2 separate regions of the Homo sapiens genome follow, and region 1 is linked to region 2. Evidence: chromatin loops called from intact Hi-C (ENCODE). Cell type or tissue: Panc1. All regions are shown on one strand.

The links. A loop is a pair of places that touch in the nucleus more often than their neighbours do. Peaks named below come from ENCODE experiments on the same cell type or tissue, not always from the same donor. Only the 100,000 strongest peaks of a DNase experiment are listed, where the experiment ranks them.
Region 1: a loop joins it to region 2, with 2.5 times the contacts of the local background. A loop is called at or near these places in 9 of 110 quality-filtered maps.

The regions. Positions count from the first base shown.
Region 1 is chr3:192,185,288-192,193,287 of GRCh38, reverse strand. The region is part of intron 4 of FGF12 (fibroblast growth factor 12); the gene reads left to right. Among named protein-coding and RNA genes, the nearest start is that of FGF12-AS1, 49 kb to the left of the region's middle. RefSeq lists a silencer at 4,798-4,857 and an enhancer at 6,749-7,259. In Panc1, CTCF peaks have their summits at 4,670 and 4,878 (motif pointing left); a DNase peak (open chromatin) is centred at 4,887.
Region 2 is chr3:191,413,446-191,421,445 of GRCh38, reverse strand. No RefSeq gene overlaps it. Among named protein-coding and RNA genes, the nearest start is that of PYDC2-AS1, 8.1 kb to the left of the region's middle. In Panc1, CTCF peaks have their summits at 4,053 and 4,264 (motif pointing left); a DNase peak (open chromatin) is centred at 4,275; H3K27ac peaks cover 1,589 bases.

The sequences.
Region 1 (8,000 bases), 770 kb before region 2:
ATCTAAAGTATGTATTCCTTTATTGGAGTCATATTTTAATAGGAACATTGACAATCCAGAACAGATCTAGAGCAAGGCAAGCGAGACCAGGAAGTAAGTCAAACCATATCATGGGCAGAGTTAAAATATTTAGAATATTTAAGAATACACATGGCATTTATGAAACTTTTTTTGGTCTCTGAAAGAAGTGAGCTTGAGAACCCAGACCACTGATACCCAACTTCTGTTCTACCTGGATCGAATCTTGTCCTGCTCTATGTTCTTCCTACCTCCCAAAAAGACAATTACAGCAACAATATTTCACTCAGTATAGGTGCTAAAAGTATTCTTGACACTGCTGCTTACATGATTATATATTGTCATTAATTTCATTTTTATTGACAGTTCATGATGCAAAATGCTTCCTACTTAAAATAACAAACATCTCAATGCTGTATTTACACAATGATATGCTATGTATGCGCTGATGTATTATATGAATAAAAAATAACTGCAGGTATTCATAAATACCTGTTGAAGGCAGACTTAATGCAACAATATAGAATTAAAGACACTTCTTTTATTTTTCATTGTCTCACTCAGGACCTATTTCTTTGTAAAAATCAAATGTTCTCCCTTTTAAGTTTGAAAATACTGTGATTCTATAATTCCACAGGGAAAGAATGCATAATAAAAGTGTGGAGAGAAGAAAAAAGTTATTACTAGTTATATTAAAAACCTGTTTCAAGTGCGAAGATCTGTCTTGTTTCCTGCCCCACTGTGTGTGTATATATATAATTTATATATAACATGTAATTATATATTTATATTATATATTTATTATATGTAATATAATTATATATTTATCATATATAATTATATGTACATATATGATTTGAACAAAAAATCTTACAAATTTTCTTCTATGAAAAGTATATGTGTAAATGTGTATATATAATTTGAATAAAATAAAATACTTATAAATTTTTGTAAGCCTAAGAGACAATGAGAGAAAGATAATTTCCCTTTCTACCAAAAAGTCCATAATCAACAGCTAAATAGTTCCATTTTGATCAACTTGTAAGAAAAGTATGAAGCTAGTAATAATTTTATTATTTCTCCATTAAGTGAAAGTTAGGAGAGCAAGACTTCCAGCTCTAATTATGACAGATCTTCATTTAGCATGTTAAAGTTTTTGGATCCAATGAGATTGAAGAATGATTTCTCTAGAGTTTGTCCTGAAGGTTTATGCCAGAGCACCAGATTTTACCACTGTTGTATGCTTAGTGTGTTGAAAGGCACACGATGTTATCCCATGCCTATGTGACAAACACATAAAATGAACTTAAAAATTATTCAGTGTAATTCTCTTATTTTCTGGGGAACCTTTCCCCTACTCTGTGTATCTTTCTTTATCCCTGCTATTTGTTTAGGGCTTTGTTATTAGTTTTTTAAAGGCTTTTTTTTTTTTTTGAGACGGAGTCTCGCTCTGTCTCCCAGGCTGGAGTACAGTGGCGTGATCTCTGCTCACTGCAAGCTCCACCTCCCGGGTTCGTGCCATTCTCCTGCCTCAGCCTCCTGAGTAGCTGGGACTACAGGCGCCTGCCACCATGCCCGGCTAATTTTTTGTTATTTTTAGTAGAGACGGGGTTTCACCATGTTGGCCAGGATGGTCTCCATCTCTTGACCTCATGATCCTCCCACCTCAGCCTCCCAAAGTGCTGGGATTATAGGCGTGAGCCACTGTGCCTGGCCTTAAAGACTATTTTTAGAGCAGTTTTAGGCTCACAGAAAAATGGAGAAAAAGTTACAAAGATATCCCATATACTCCCTGAAACACACATGCATAGCCTCCACATTATCAGCATCTTCTGCATTAGTGGCACATTAGTTACAATGTATGACCCTGCACTGACATATCATTATCAACCAAAGTCAATAGTTTACAATAGGGTTCACTCTTGGTTTTTTACATTCTGCGAGTGTGGACAAATCTATAATGACATGTATCAGCCATTATAGTATCACACAGAGTAGCTTCACTGCCCTAAAAATTTTCTATTTTTCATGGATTCACCTGACTTTTCCCCTGGGATCCCTGGCCACCACTGATCTTTCTATTGTCCTCATAGTTTTGTAGAACTTCATTATTTTACTTATGAAAATACTTCTCCATATTATGTCAGGGTAGTCACCAATACTAAAAGTACTGATGGGAAAGATGTACCTTCAAGAAAAATTACAGAGGTGTCCTTACAATATCTTGTCTAATTATACAAGATCTATTATTGTTTTCTTTTAGGCTCACTCTTAGGATAGCCTAAAGAAATCGACAGAAATAATGAATATTCTTTTGAAGAAGTCATCATTCTTCAGATAAGGGTCATAAATAATAATCCGTTGCACATACGTGATACTTTATAATTTGAAAGACCATTTCACGAGCATTATCACATCATTTGTATTCTGATTCTTTTCATGGGGAGATGTTGACCTATTGAGATTTATAAAGAATAATTCAAAAAGAGTATTGGGGCCGGGCGCGGTGGCTCACGCCTGTAATCCCAGCACTTTGGGAGGCCGAGGTGGGCGGATCACGAGGTCAGGAGATGGAGACCATCCCGGCTAAAACGGTGAAACCCCGTCTCTACTAAAAATACAAAAAATTAGCCGGGCGCGGTGGCGGGCACCTGTAGTCCCAGCTACTCGGGAGGCTGAGGCAGGAGAATGGCGTGAACCCGGGAGGCGGAGTTTGCAGTGAGCCGAGATCCCGCCACTGCACTCCAGCCTGGGCGACAGAGCGAGACTCAGTCTCAAAAAAAAAAAAAAAAAAAAAAAAAGAGTATTGGGCTTACAGATTGTCAGATTTTAATTATCAATGTATAGTTGGTTTATATAAAAAGAATATTGTAGCTCTGTTAAATAATTCATTAAATTTTCTTCTAAAATGTGGATGCTTTAAAATATTTTCAATGAATTAATCATTTGCCCTTTAAAATAGTTTTTGAAACATAAGGAATTTTTGAAACATAAAACTTCATACTAGTTGCAATTTATAAAAGGTGTTTTTGTTTGTATGCTTGTTATGGGAAGATGTATTGTTATATAATAACTATAAAGCTTTGACCACTGTGTTTGATCCTAGAGAAGTTATATAAAAATGCAAAGTCTATGCAACATAATTTCAAAATAATTTTTTATATTTCTTATAACTTTAAAAAAACTTTTCCTTAGCTCTCATAAACTATGTGCCATACCTTAAGTGCTTCCATGCTTTTTTCAATTTGTCCTGATCCATTAAAAAGTGGACAATTCCACCTTGACCTTCTATGTTTCACATAGTCTCCCCCACCATCCCCCCTTGCTCCTGAGTGTCAAACACAAAAGTCCTTAAAACATCCTGCTCAAAGGAAAGAGGAAAGGGAGGGACTGGGTAGCCAAACCAGAATCCTCTTTGGTCGGTATATTAGTTTGCTAAGGCTGCCATAACAGAGTACCAGAGACGGAATGGTTTCAACAACAGAAATAAATTTTCTCGTGGTTATGGTGATCTTGGAAGTTCAAGGTCAAAGTGGCAGGGTTGGTTCCCCCTCAGACCTCTCTCTGTGGCTTCCAGATAGCTACTCTCTTGTTGCCTCTTCATGTGGCTGTTTTCTGTGCACACCATGCCTGGTGTTTCTGTGCATATCCAAATTTCCTCTTCTGATAAAGACACTAGTCAGCTTGGAAAGAGCCCACTCTAACAGCTCATTTCACTTCATCTAAAGGTCCTATTTCCAAGTACAGTCACATTCTGAAGTACCGGGAGGATAGGGCTTCAACAAAAAAATTTTGGGGTGAGAGAAGGCACAGTTTAGTTTGTAACAGACGGCAAAGAGAGGAGAGAGGTGCGTCAACTTTACATTTTTTAATCTAACATAAATGCATTCAGTCGCCAGCTAATTTCTGTTTGGAGAGGTCAAATTTCTCTGTTATTTTGGAACTGAGAAGCATGCCTATGTCACAGGAGAGGGTATGACTCCCTTAAAGATTATCTAATTAATATTGTCTTTCTCCATTGGATTCCTCCAAGTATGGGAAGTAAAGGAAGAAAGGAGAATAAATAAATCAAAGGAAATCAAAAAAGCCCCTTTTAGATGGCTTAAACAGGACTGGAGATACCATGAAACCGAGGCTGAGGAAGCCTACAAGCTGCGGCTGGCATGAAATGTCAAGTAGTTCTTTGACATTGATGTGCCGGAGTCCCAGGCAAGTTTCCCCTAAATCTGTGTTAGCACACTCATGTGTAGGGAGGGGAGCCTGGGTCACGTAACTCCAGCTAATTCTTAGACAGAGGAATGAAGATGAAGTGTTACCTGAACTTCAGACTTTTTCATAAGAAATTAGAGATTACATTTCTATGTGAAATGTTGTGAACTTGAAAAACCTCTTGGGATTGGATCAGGCATATTTGTGGATCATATCTAGGTGGTTACCCACGTTCTTTTCAAAGCACATTGCACCACATGGCTTTGTCTTCTAACAGACTTGTGAAATAAGTATGATGATTCAAGTTTTAAATGAGTCCAACGCTCATAGAAATGAAGGAACTTTCTGCTTTTCATTCAACTAATAAATGGCACAGGCAAAATTGAAACTCAGTGTCTTGCATCAAAGCCCAGAGTTTTCATTTGTCTTACTGTATTTCTCAGACAATGTATTGTCATCCAGGTATCACATGACACACTTAGTTGTTTCTAAAAACTTATTATCGAAGCTTATTTCTCAACTGTCCACTGCAGTTTTTGAAAGAAAAAATGAAATAGATATAAGAATCATGGGACCCATAACCCTCCCTTTCTTGGTCCCACCAACTGTAGCCTCTTGGAACCAAGTCACCACCCCGCCACCTAGTGGCGGCATTCTCTAATTGGAGGTTAAGTACCACCTCAGGAAAGCAACCTGAAAATGGAAACACAAAAACACGTGCGTAGTTTCAATCTGTAATCCCCATTAACCTGTAAAGAGGACAGAATAACATAATTTGAAATGTGCTGAGTTTTGTGGAGCAAAGAGTATGGAGGTCCTATGCTTAGAATTCCTGCCATTGGACAGTCTTTTAGTTCAAGCTGTCTCACTAGTACCTCTTTGAATTCTAGATTTCATTCTTAGAATCACATGATTATGAAATTATTAGAATATTATAAATTGATGTTGGATTAATAAAATAATACATTGATGAATAAATACATGAGGCCACTACTCTCCTTAGGAAACTTTCCTGGCTCTCTGTTTCACTGGAATGTCTCTGAAACTCCTGGGACTAGAATAGGAATGTCTCCACTTTCTAAACCTCACTTGTCTTTCCGTTCTCATTTCCTAATACATAGATCTGCTACTGTTTATTTCCGTGATATGGTAACCACAGTTGACCCCCCATGTCGAGGAAAACTTACTATTCTTTCTTCCTTTTCCCTTCCCTTCCTTTTTCTTTCCTTTCTTCACCTTCCTTCACTTTCTTTTCTTAGTTTTCTCTTTTTTCTTTTTTCTTTCCATCTGTTCTATTTATTTCTCTCTCTCCTTTCGTTTATCTCTCTTCATTTGCTTCCAAGTTCCTACACATTCTTCAAGGGTCAATCCAAAGCAGCCTCTTCAGGAAGCTCTCCTTGGTCCTGATTCTTATTCAAGAAGGAAGCATTATCACTTAATCTTATACCTCACAGTATGGCAAATTCTTTGACTGCAAAAACTGTTTATTAATCTCTTTATCATTAACCAGTTAGAACATGGACAGGATTTAAGTGTTAGCTAAAAGACTACATGAATTACATAATTATTTTAGTGTCTATCGTGTAATTAAATAGCAAATGCTGTTTGGTCAACTTCACATTAACCTTCTCTTTCTACCTGGACTGGCTCATTTATAGCTGTTTTACATTAAAAATATATGTGGAAGTTGAGAATGCAGGCAAAAATATGCTTATGGTTTTACTGACCTGTTTATGATAAATTATAAGATATACTATATAAATTTTGCCTTTGCTCAAAAAAAGACTATATATGTCAGAAACTAAAACTCGTCGACTCTAGCATAATATCTCCTTCACATATTGTTCTGCTCTCCCACACAGTAGTTTTAAATACAGCTTTTCAAAATTGAATGCTAGAAATTTGCATGCTGATTCTATTAGGGAAAATGGTCAGATTCTATTCATGTTGAATACAAGCTAAACTGATGAGATGCTGTGACCCCTCTGCTACTTGGCTTCAAGTTAAGAGAACAGAAACAGTAGTGAGGTTGGCTTCCTTTTATAAAATGATGAAATTCCAATTAGAAGAATTCCAAGCTTCCTTTCAGCTTCATCTGTACTAATACAGATTTCTACTAAGGAGAAGAGAATTAAAAATGCCAAGCTGCAAAATATCTGAAAAGAGCAGACTATGTTTGAGTGTGTTGGTACATTTCAGGGGGAACCAAAATCAAATACTAACTGCTTATCAACAATTGAACCTCAAACTTCAAAACTGAAGTTTAGGCAGATAAAAGAATTTAAGGTCAAGAGGAGACATGACTCATACTAAACAATAGATTTTTCAGTTGTTCTTGAAACTGCCAACGCAGTTCTTTATTTTATTTTTTTGCAAGAGCATGAAAATCAAAACAGGAAATGAATCAAAATTATTCTCCTTTCAAATAAAGTAGCAGTATACACACACACACGCACACACAAATGTAAGAGAAAATGAACTGATGGTTTTTGTAGTTGATGATCTGAAGAAGAAATTGTTTATTCATTCGATATTCCTGAAAAATAACTTTAATAGAATGAGTCTATAGAAAGGAAGTAGATAGCCTTCTTTCTAGTAGGCTTACTATGTGCACAACCACATATATAAGAATAAATCATGTACATGTCACTAAGTATTTATCAAACAGCATTTGTCTAAGGCTTTATGCAAGATGGTGGCACCACGTAGTCATGAACTGAACAGGAACCCTGACATTTTAGAATGTATCAAAACAATGGATTTACTCTTAAGTGATTCACATGTAATTCTCAAAGTATTAACATCAGAAAAGAAGTATTCGCATTTTCCTTATACTCTCCAGGTCCCAGAATACCATCTGTTTGCTTTGGTTCATACATGTTAATGACATTTATCAAGTTAACATATATTTGAATTTCTACACAATTGGTTCTCAGTTCAAGAAAAAAAAATAGTATCTCTTACACTCAACATAAAATCACTATCTTTTGTAAACTAACATAGAATGTGAAGAGGAGGTTGAATCATACCTGTGTTTATTCTCTCATATTATAGGCTTCTTGAGATTGTATGCTTCAGTTTATATTTTTTTAATGTTTTTTCTCTCTCTTTCACCAATGAGTGAATATTTTCTGAAAAATTAAATGGTTATTTTTTAGGCTACTGATCCATTAATTATTCGCTGTAACTTTTTTTTTTTTTTTAGACGGAGCCTCGCTCTGTCGCCCAGGCTGAAGTGCAGTGGTGCGATCTTGGCTCATTGCCACCTCCGCCTCCTGGGTTCAAGCATTTCTCTGCCTCAGCCTCCCGAGTAGCTGGGATTACAGGCACCCACCACCATGCCTGGCTAATTTTTGTATTTTTAGTAGAGATGGGGTTTCACCATGTTGTCCAGGCTGGTCTTGAACTCCTGACTCCGTGATCCACCAGCCTAGGCCTCCCACAGTACTGGCATTACAGGCGTGAGCCACCACGCCTGGCCTATTAGCTATAACTTTTACCTTTCAATTAAAAAAAAAATTCATGAAAAAAAAAGAAAATGTAAACAGTTGAGTTAAGTTCTGAATTTTGTTAGCTATGTTGATTTGTAGAAAGTCTACTGCTGGAAGCTATCTGTAATAGGCTTCATAAGCCGTTACAAGGGCTATTTCATCAAACTACTCCCGACATGGAACAGGCTAGACTCCTCCATTCATTAGCTCATTTACAAACAGTTATGGAGGAGCTACTGGGTGTCAGATGCCAGCTACTGTGCAAGTATCTTATTTCAGTGA
Region 2 (8,000 bases):
CAGTCTTGCTTTGTCCACAAGTGAGGCTATTATATATAATAAACTCAGAGCATCTTTGCAGTTTGAATATGCTCTGGCTTTTATCAATAAACCTATCTGGGTTTTTTCCTTACCTTTGATTATGCAGCTATCATTTATTGACTATTTTCCTTGAAAAGGGCACTGTAAAATGTTGAAGTATGGTATATTATTATTCCCATTTTAAAGATAGAGAAGCTAAGTTTCAGAGCCCATACATAATTTTCCCAAACCACACAGCTGGCAAGTCAAGGACGTAATTCTAAATCCAAATCTGTCTAAAGCTCTTAAACCACATGGTGCATGGACTGAAAACATTTAAAATTTATTATCTTGAAAGGATTCTCATTTTGTCCTAGCAGCATTGCCAAATCCTATGCCTATAAATTTACACAAATTCCTGATTACCCAAGGATTAACTTGGAGATCAGCATCATGAAATTGTTGCCCTTCCCCGATCTGTTTTCTTTGATATTAATACAAGCTTCCATGATAATTCCTCTTTTCATGTCCTGGGACTCACTGCCCATAAAAATGATACTTCCAACAGCGTAGGATTATGGGTCTTTGTGTTCTCAACCATAGTTGCCTCTCTTTGCACTCCACTTCAGTTATTTACTATATGGGCTCAAGACCTATACCATATCTAAAATATTTTCTTTCTGACTATAACAATTCATCCTTTACACTAATCCCCTTATTTCATGACCCGTGAACTCTGATCTTGTGGTGATCTGATGGAAAACTTTTCCCTACTCTCCAAGAATGTTACTTCTTGCCCCCCTGGCCTCACCCAAAGATCTCATAGTGCTTTACCTTAACCTCTTTCTCTCCTCTGGCTCTAGGCCTCCCTGTTACACATGCCCATCTGAACCCCAACAATGCATCACTCTCAACCATTCACCTCTTCTGCTTCTACATATGGGTTGCCGATGTGGCTGCTGAAACCAAGCAACCATGAAGATTGATGCCACAATAAATGAGCACAGTCCAATCACAGCTGTTTTCTCAATCTACAGTGCTCAGCAATTCCTAGTCAGTCCCCTCTATCATTTAGCTCAGCTCTTCTTCTAAACTGTCACCATTCTCCACAAGCTTCTAAATCTCACTGTTCTATTGTAGAACATAACTTGTCGTCATATTTCACGTTCCTCAAACTTCCTTGCCTCCTCGTTCTCAACACAGGAAATTCCCTTCTACTACACAGAAGGAAAAAAAGAAATCAAAAATAGAAATTCCATTCACTTTCTACTAGCACATCCTATGTGCATCTGCATTCTCTTTTCCCTCATCTTCATATTATATATGACCTATGTATACTCTAATATGATGCACAGGCATACCACTGAGAGATTGCAGATTGAGTTCCAGACCACTGCAATAAAACAAATATCACAAATATTCCGGTTTCCCAGTGCACATAAAAGTTGTGTTTACACTCTAACATAGTTTAAGTGTGCAATAGCATTATACCTTAATTTAAAAATATTTTATTGCTAAAAACTGCTAAAGATCCTTCAGACCATTGCAAACTTTTTGCAGATGGATGGTCTTGCCTTGATGTTGATGGCTGCTGACAGATCAGGGTGGTGGTTGCTAAAAGGTTGGGGTGGCTGTGGCAATTTCTTAAAATTAGACAACAATGAAATTTGCTGCATCAACTGACTTATTTTCATGAAAGATTTCTCTGTAGCATGGGATGTTATTTGATAGAGTTTCATCCACAATATAACTTTAAAAATTGGAGTCAGTGCTCTCAAACCATGCTGTTGCTTTACCTGCTAAGTTTATATAATGTTTTAAATATTTTGTTTTCATTTTAACAATGTTCACAGCATCTTCACCAGGAGTAGATTCCATCTTAAGAAACCACTTTCTTTGCTCATCCAGAAGAAGCAACTTCTTATCCACTCAAGTTTGATCATCAGATTGCAACAATTAAGTCACGTATTCAGGCACCATCCCAATTATTGTTATCTTGCTATTTCAATCACATTTGCATTTATTTTCTCCACAGGAGTCTTGAACCTCTCCAAGTCATTCATGAGGATTAGAATCAACTTCTTCTGAATTCCTGTTAATGTTGATATTTTAACCTCTTCCCATGAATCATGAATGCTTTTAATGGCATCGCAAATGTTGAATCCCTTCCAGAAGTTTTTCAATTTACTTTGCCCAGATCCAACAGAGGAATGACAATCTATGGCAGCTATGGCCTCACAATGTGAAATTTTTAAATAATCAGACTTGAAAGTTCAAATTATTCCTTGGTCTACGGGCTGTAGAATGGATGTTATGTTAGCAGGCATGAAAACAACATTAATATCCTTGTATATCTCTATCAAAGCTCTAGGGTGACTAGGTGCATCATCAATGAGCAATAATATTTTAAAAGGAATTTTTTTTTCTGAGCAGTTGGTCTCAACAGTGGGCTTAAAATATTCAGCAAACCATGCTGTAAGTAGATGTGCTGTCATCCACGTTACATTTTTCCATTCATAGAGCACAGATAGAGTAAATTAAGCAGAAGTCTTAAGGATTCTCAGACTTTTGGAAGGGTGAGCACTGACTTCAACTGAAAATCACCAGCTGCATTAGCTTCTAAAAAGAGAGTCAGCCTGTCCTTTGAAGCTTTAAGCCAGGCATTAACTTCACTCTAGCTTTGACAGCCCTAGATGACATCTTCTTCCAATACAAGGCTGATTCATCCACATTGAAAACCTGTTGTTTGGTATAGCCACCTTCATCGATCATCTTTGCTAGATCTTCTGGACAATTTGCTACAGCTTCTACATCAGCACTTGCTGCTTCATCTTGTGCTTTTATGGAGGTGGCTTCTTTCCTCAAACTTCATGAACCAACCTCTGCTAGCTTCAAACTTTCCTTCTGCAGCTTTCTCACCTCTCTCATAGTTCAAAGAATTGAAGAGCATTAGGGCCTTCTTCTAGAGTAGGCTTGGCTAAAGGAGACTTGTGGCTGGTTTCATCTTCTATCCAGAGAACTGAAACTTTCTCCATATAAGCAATAAGGCTCTTTCACTTTATCACTCGTGTATTCACTGGAGTAGCACTTTTAATTTCCTTCAAAACCTTTACATTCACAACTTGGCTGGTTGGTGCAAGAAGCCTAGCTTTCAGCCTGTCTCAACTTTTGACATATGTTCCTCACTGAACTTCAATCATTTCTAGCATTAGATTGAAAGTGTGAGGTGCACAACTCTACCTTTCACTTGGACACTTGGAGGCCACTGTAGGGTTATTAAATAGCCTCATTTCAATATTGTTGTATCTCAGGGAATACTGAGGCCCGAGGTGAGGGAGAGAAATAGGGGAATGGCTATTGGTAGAGCCGTCAGAACACAAACAGTATTTATCTACTAAATTAACCATCTTATTTGGGCATAGTTTATGATGCCCCAAAACAATTACAATAGTAACATAAGGATCACTGATTGCAAATCACCATAACAGATATAACAATAATGAAGTTTGAAATACTGTTAGGAAAATGGTGGTGAGATTTGCTCAATGCAGGGTTTCCACAAACCTTCAATTTATAAAAAAAAAACACAGTATCTTTGAAACACAATGAGATATGTCTATAAAAGGCCAGTTTCTTATATATGCACATATAGGTGTATATTAGGCAAGTTTCTCATATATGTAAGGGCAATTTCTTATATATACACATTTAGGTCTGTGTTTTATATATAAAACATATATGAATATATGTCTCTGGCTCCTCTATCAGGAATTTTATTGTCAATAATGCACTTTCTATTATTTTTCTTTCTTTTTTTTTTTTTTTTTTGAGGCAGAGTCTGGCTCTGTAACCCAGGCTGGAGTGCAGTGACATGACCACGGTTCACTGCAGCGTTGACCTCCCAGGCTCAAGTGATCCTCCCGCCTCAGCCAGCCGAGTACCTGGGACTGCAGACACGCACCACCACGACTGGCTACTTTTTGCAATAATGCACTTTCTTTTCTATTTTCTTCAAACTCTTCTCTTAAAGTCTACTTGTCAATATTCTCAGATTTTCTACAATTAGCATCTACTAGTAGTATCTTTGAAACACAATGAGATATGTTTACTCATTGATAAAGTACTGCTTTTGTAAAGGTAGGATTTTTTTTTTTTCTAACTGAATTGGTGCCTTGGTTTTCACATTCAGCCAATCCAGTAGATAGTCTCAGTCTGGGAGTGCTTCAAGGTTAATACTGTCTTGCCATCTCCAGGTGCCCTCTGCTGGCACAATGAGAGTACAACATGTAAAGAAACAGTTCAGTCTGGTGAAGGTGAGACACCACTTCACACTTACCAATTACTGGGAAGTTTATAAAATGCCATCACTTTGGGAGGCCGAGGCGGGCGGATTATCTGAGGTCAGGAGTTTGTGACCAGGCTGGCCAACATGCTGAAACCCCATCTCTACTAAAACTACACACGCGCACACACACACACACACACACACACACACACATTAGCCAGGTGTGGTGGCGCATGCCTGTAATCCCAGTTACTCAGTAGGCTGAGGCAGGAGAATCGCTGGAACCTGCAGTGAGCCGAGATCTCGTCATTGCATTCAAGCCTGGGCGACAAGAGCGAAACTCCGTCTCAAAAAAAAAAAAAAAAAAACTTTCACTTCCATAACTGTATAACACTAGTTAACATGTTTAAATGTTGTTCATTTGAGCTGACATAGATAACAAGTGGACTGTCCAATATGGTAGTCACTAGTCGCCTGTGACTCATGAGCACTTGAAAAGTTCCTAGTTCAAATTGAAAGGCCGATAAATATACACCACATTTGAAGCGTTTTAGTGGCAAAAACAAAAGTAAAATATATAATAATGTATTGATTACATGCTAAGATAATATTTTAGATGTATTAAATAAAATTTTCGCAACTCATAATTTTCTACCTTTTAAAATATGGTTACTAGAGAATTGTAAATCACATATATGTCTTGCACTGTATTTGTACTTTACAATATGCTACAGATAGTACATTCTAAAGTGATAGTATCAGGCAGAAATTTCAAAGTAGGTGATAAAAAATGATTAGATGACACCTGAAATTCTCATGTAGATTGACGGTATAAAATCACTGGAAAATAAAAATCTGAGAAAGATTTTATCAATTTTTTTTGTGTTTTGAGACGGAGTCTTGCACTGTCACCTGGGCTGGAGTGCAGTGGCGCTATCTTGGCTCACTGCAATCTCGGCCTCCTGGTTCAAGCGATTCTTCTGCCTCAGCCTCCCGAGTAGCTGGGACTACAGGTGCCTGCCACCACGCCTGGCTAATTTGGTGTATTTTTAGTAGAGACAGGGTTTCACCATGTTGGCCAGGCTGATCTCAAACTCCTGACCTCAGGTGAGCCACCCGCCTCGGCCTCCCAAAGTGCTAGGATTAGAGGCGTGAGCCACCCGTGCCCAGCCGATTTCATCAATTTTTGGATCAATTTTGGAGAATCACTGATGTGTTCAGTGCCGAAAACCACCATCTGTCCTCAGAGTGGGGAGAGGGTAGGAAGTGCCTACGCCTTAATTCAGGCTTATTGAGGGGCATCAACCGGACCACTGTGAGAGCCTGCCAAGAGGCCAGTCACATGGCCTGTGGGAGCAAAATACGGGGGCTGCGACTAGGGGAGTAATATGGTTTGGATCTGCATTCCCACTCAAATCTCATATTGAATTGTATTCCTCAGTGTTGGAGGGGGGGCCCGGTGGGAGGTGACTAGATCTTGGGGGTGGATTTGTCATGAATGGTTTAGTACCGTACTGTTGGTACTGTCCTGGCAATAGTGAGTGATTCTCCCCAGATCTGGTCGTTGAAAAGTGTGTGACACTTCCCCTCTCGCTCTCTTGCTCTTGCTTTCACCACGTGATGTGGCTTCTTCCTCTTTGCCTTCCTACATGATTATAAACTTCCTGAGGCCTCCCCAGAAGCAGCTGTCACCATGTTTCCTGCACAGCCCATAGAACCATGAGCCAATTAATCCTCTGTTTTTTTGTTTTTGTTTTGAGACGGAGTCTCACTCTGTCACCCAGGCTGGAGTGCAGTGGTGCCATCTCAGCTCACTGCAACCTCCCTGTCCCAGGTTCAAGCGATTCTCCTGCCTCAACCTCCCAAGTAGTTGGGACTATAGGCAGGCGCCACCATGCCTGGCTAATTTTTTGTATTTTTAGTAGAAATGGGCTAGGCTGGCTAGGCTGGTCTCAAACTCCTGACCTCAGGTGATCTGTCTGCCTCGGCCTCCCAAAGTGCTGGAATTACAGGTGTGAGCCACTGCCACCAGACTAAACCTCTCTGTTCTTTATAAATTACCCGGTCTGAGGTATCTCTTTATAACAATGTGAGAATGGCCTAATACAGGGAGTAACTGCATTTTCAAACTTTGTCAGCATGCAGAATGCTTCTTCCTCCAGGACAGGTGTGGGCTTTTTGTGTTCTTTACAGCTATGTGTGTGGTTTAGCTTCTCAAAGAGGGCCACCTAGAGGGTAATAGGATGACAGTAGGTAGGAATTAGAGATGGACCATTGAATGCTGAGTGGAAAAGATTCTGGGAATTCAAAATGAATGATCCCCAGTGATGGGGGAGGAGAGGAGAGGGTACATATAGACATGCCATTTGACACTCATAGACAGACATGCCATTTGACACTCACAGTCCTGGTGAGGCTGTCCCTTTTCTCCATCCCCTTCCTTAGCAAAAACTACAAAGAAAAATAAGGGACCTTCTTTGCAAATCTCTGAACCCAAACATGTCTGCAAACATAAACTATTAATAACTGATAGGTTAAAAACACTAGCTATTTTTAGATGATCTCCTCTGATCCTGATTTTGCCCTTGACCCCTCCTAATACTCATTAATTGATTCATCAGATCTTGAGTAAGGCTCTGCTCAGTAAATTGGAATTCCAAGAACGTCAGAGTTGGAGAAGGCCTGAGGAGTCCTCTTTTCTTTCCATCCACAGAGTTATCCATGATTTTTGAGCTCTATGTGTCAGGCACTACAGTAGGCAACAGGGACAAGAGGTTGTATTCGGTGAGAAATCAAAATCTCCAGTGTAGCCCCATGCTACCTTGGGGAAATTCTCACACTAAAAAGATTTTGTTTGTATCTACTCACAGAACTATAAAACAGCCTGTGTGTTTGGAGAAAGTGAGTTTGGAATGGTTGGAGCACAATATGGGAGATAACTTGCAACTTCCTGAGCAGCCCAATCTAGATAAGCTTTGACTGTTACAAAAGTTCATTTGTCCAGTTTTTCAAAATATTCCAGGTGAGGAGAAGTTACTTTTACAAAATGTTTCTATTTTTCTCCAGTAATATTCTTTTATTTTTATTTATTGTTATTATTATTTTTGAGATGGAGCTTGACTCTTGTCACCCCGGCTGGAGTGCAATGGTGCGATGTCAGCTCACTGCAACCTCTGCCTCCCGGGTTCAAGTGATTCTTCTGCCTCAGCCTCCCAAGTAGCTGGGATTACAAGCATGCACCACCACTCCCAGCAAAATTTTTTTTTGTTTGTTTGAGACAGAGTCTCGCTCTGTTGCCCAGGCTGAAGTGCAGTGGTGCGATCTCGGCTCACTGTAAGCTCCGCCTCCTGGGTTCACGACATTCTCTTGCCTCAGCCTCCTGAGTACCTGGGACTACAGGTGCCTGCCACTACACCCCGGTAATTTTTTGTATTTTTAGTAGAGACGGGGTTTCACCGAGTTAGCCAGGATGGTCTCGATCTCCCTCGTGATCCACCCACCTCGGCCTCCCAAGGTGCTGGGATTACAGGCGTGAGCCACCGCGCTTGGCAATTTTTTATATTTTTAGTAGAGACGAGGTTTCACCATGTTGGCCAGGCTGGTCTCGAACTCCTGACCTCAAGTGATCTGTTGGCCTCTGCCTCCCAAAGTGCTGTGATTACAGGCATAAGCCACTGCTCCTGGCCGTAATATTCTTCATTAAAGATTACCTTTT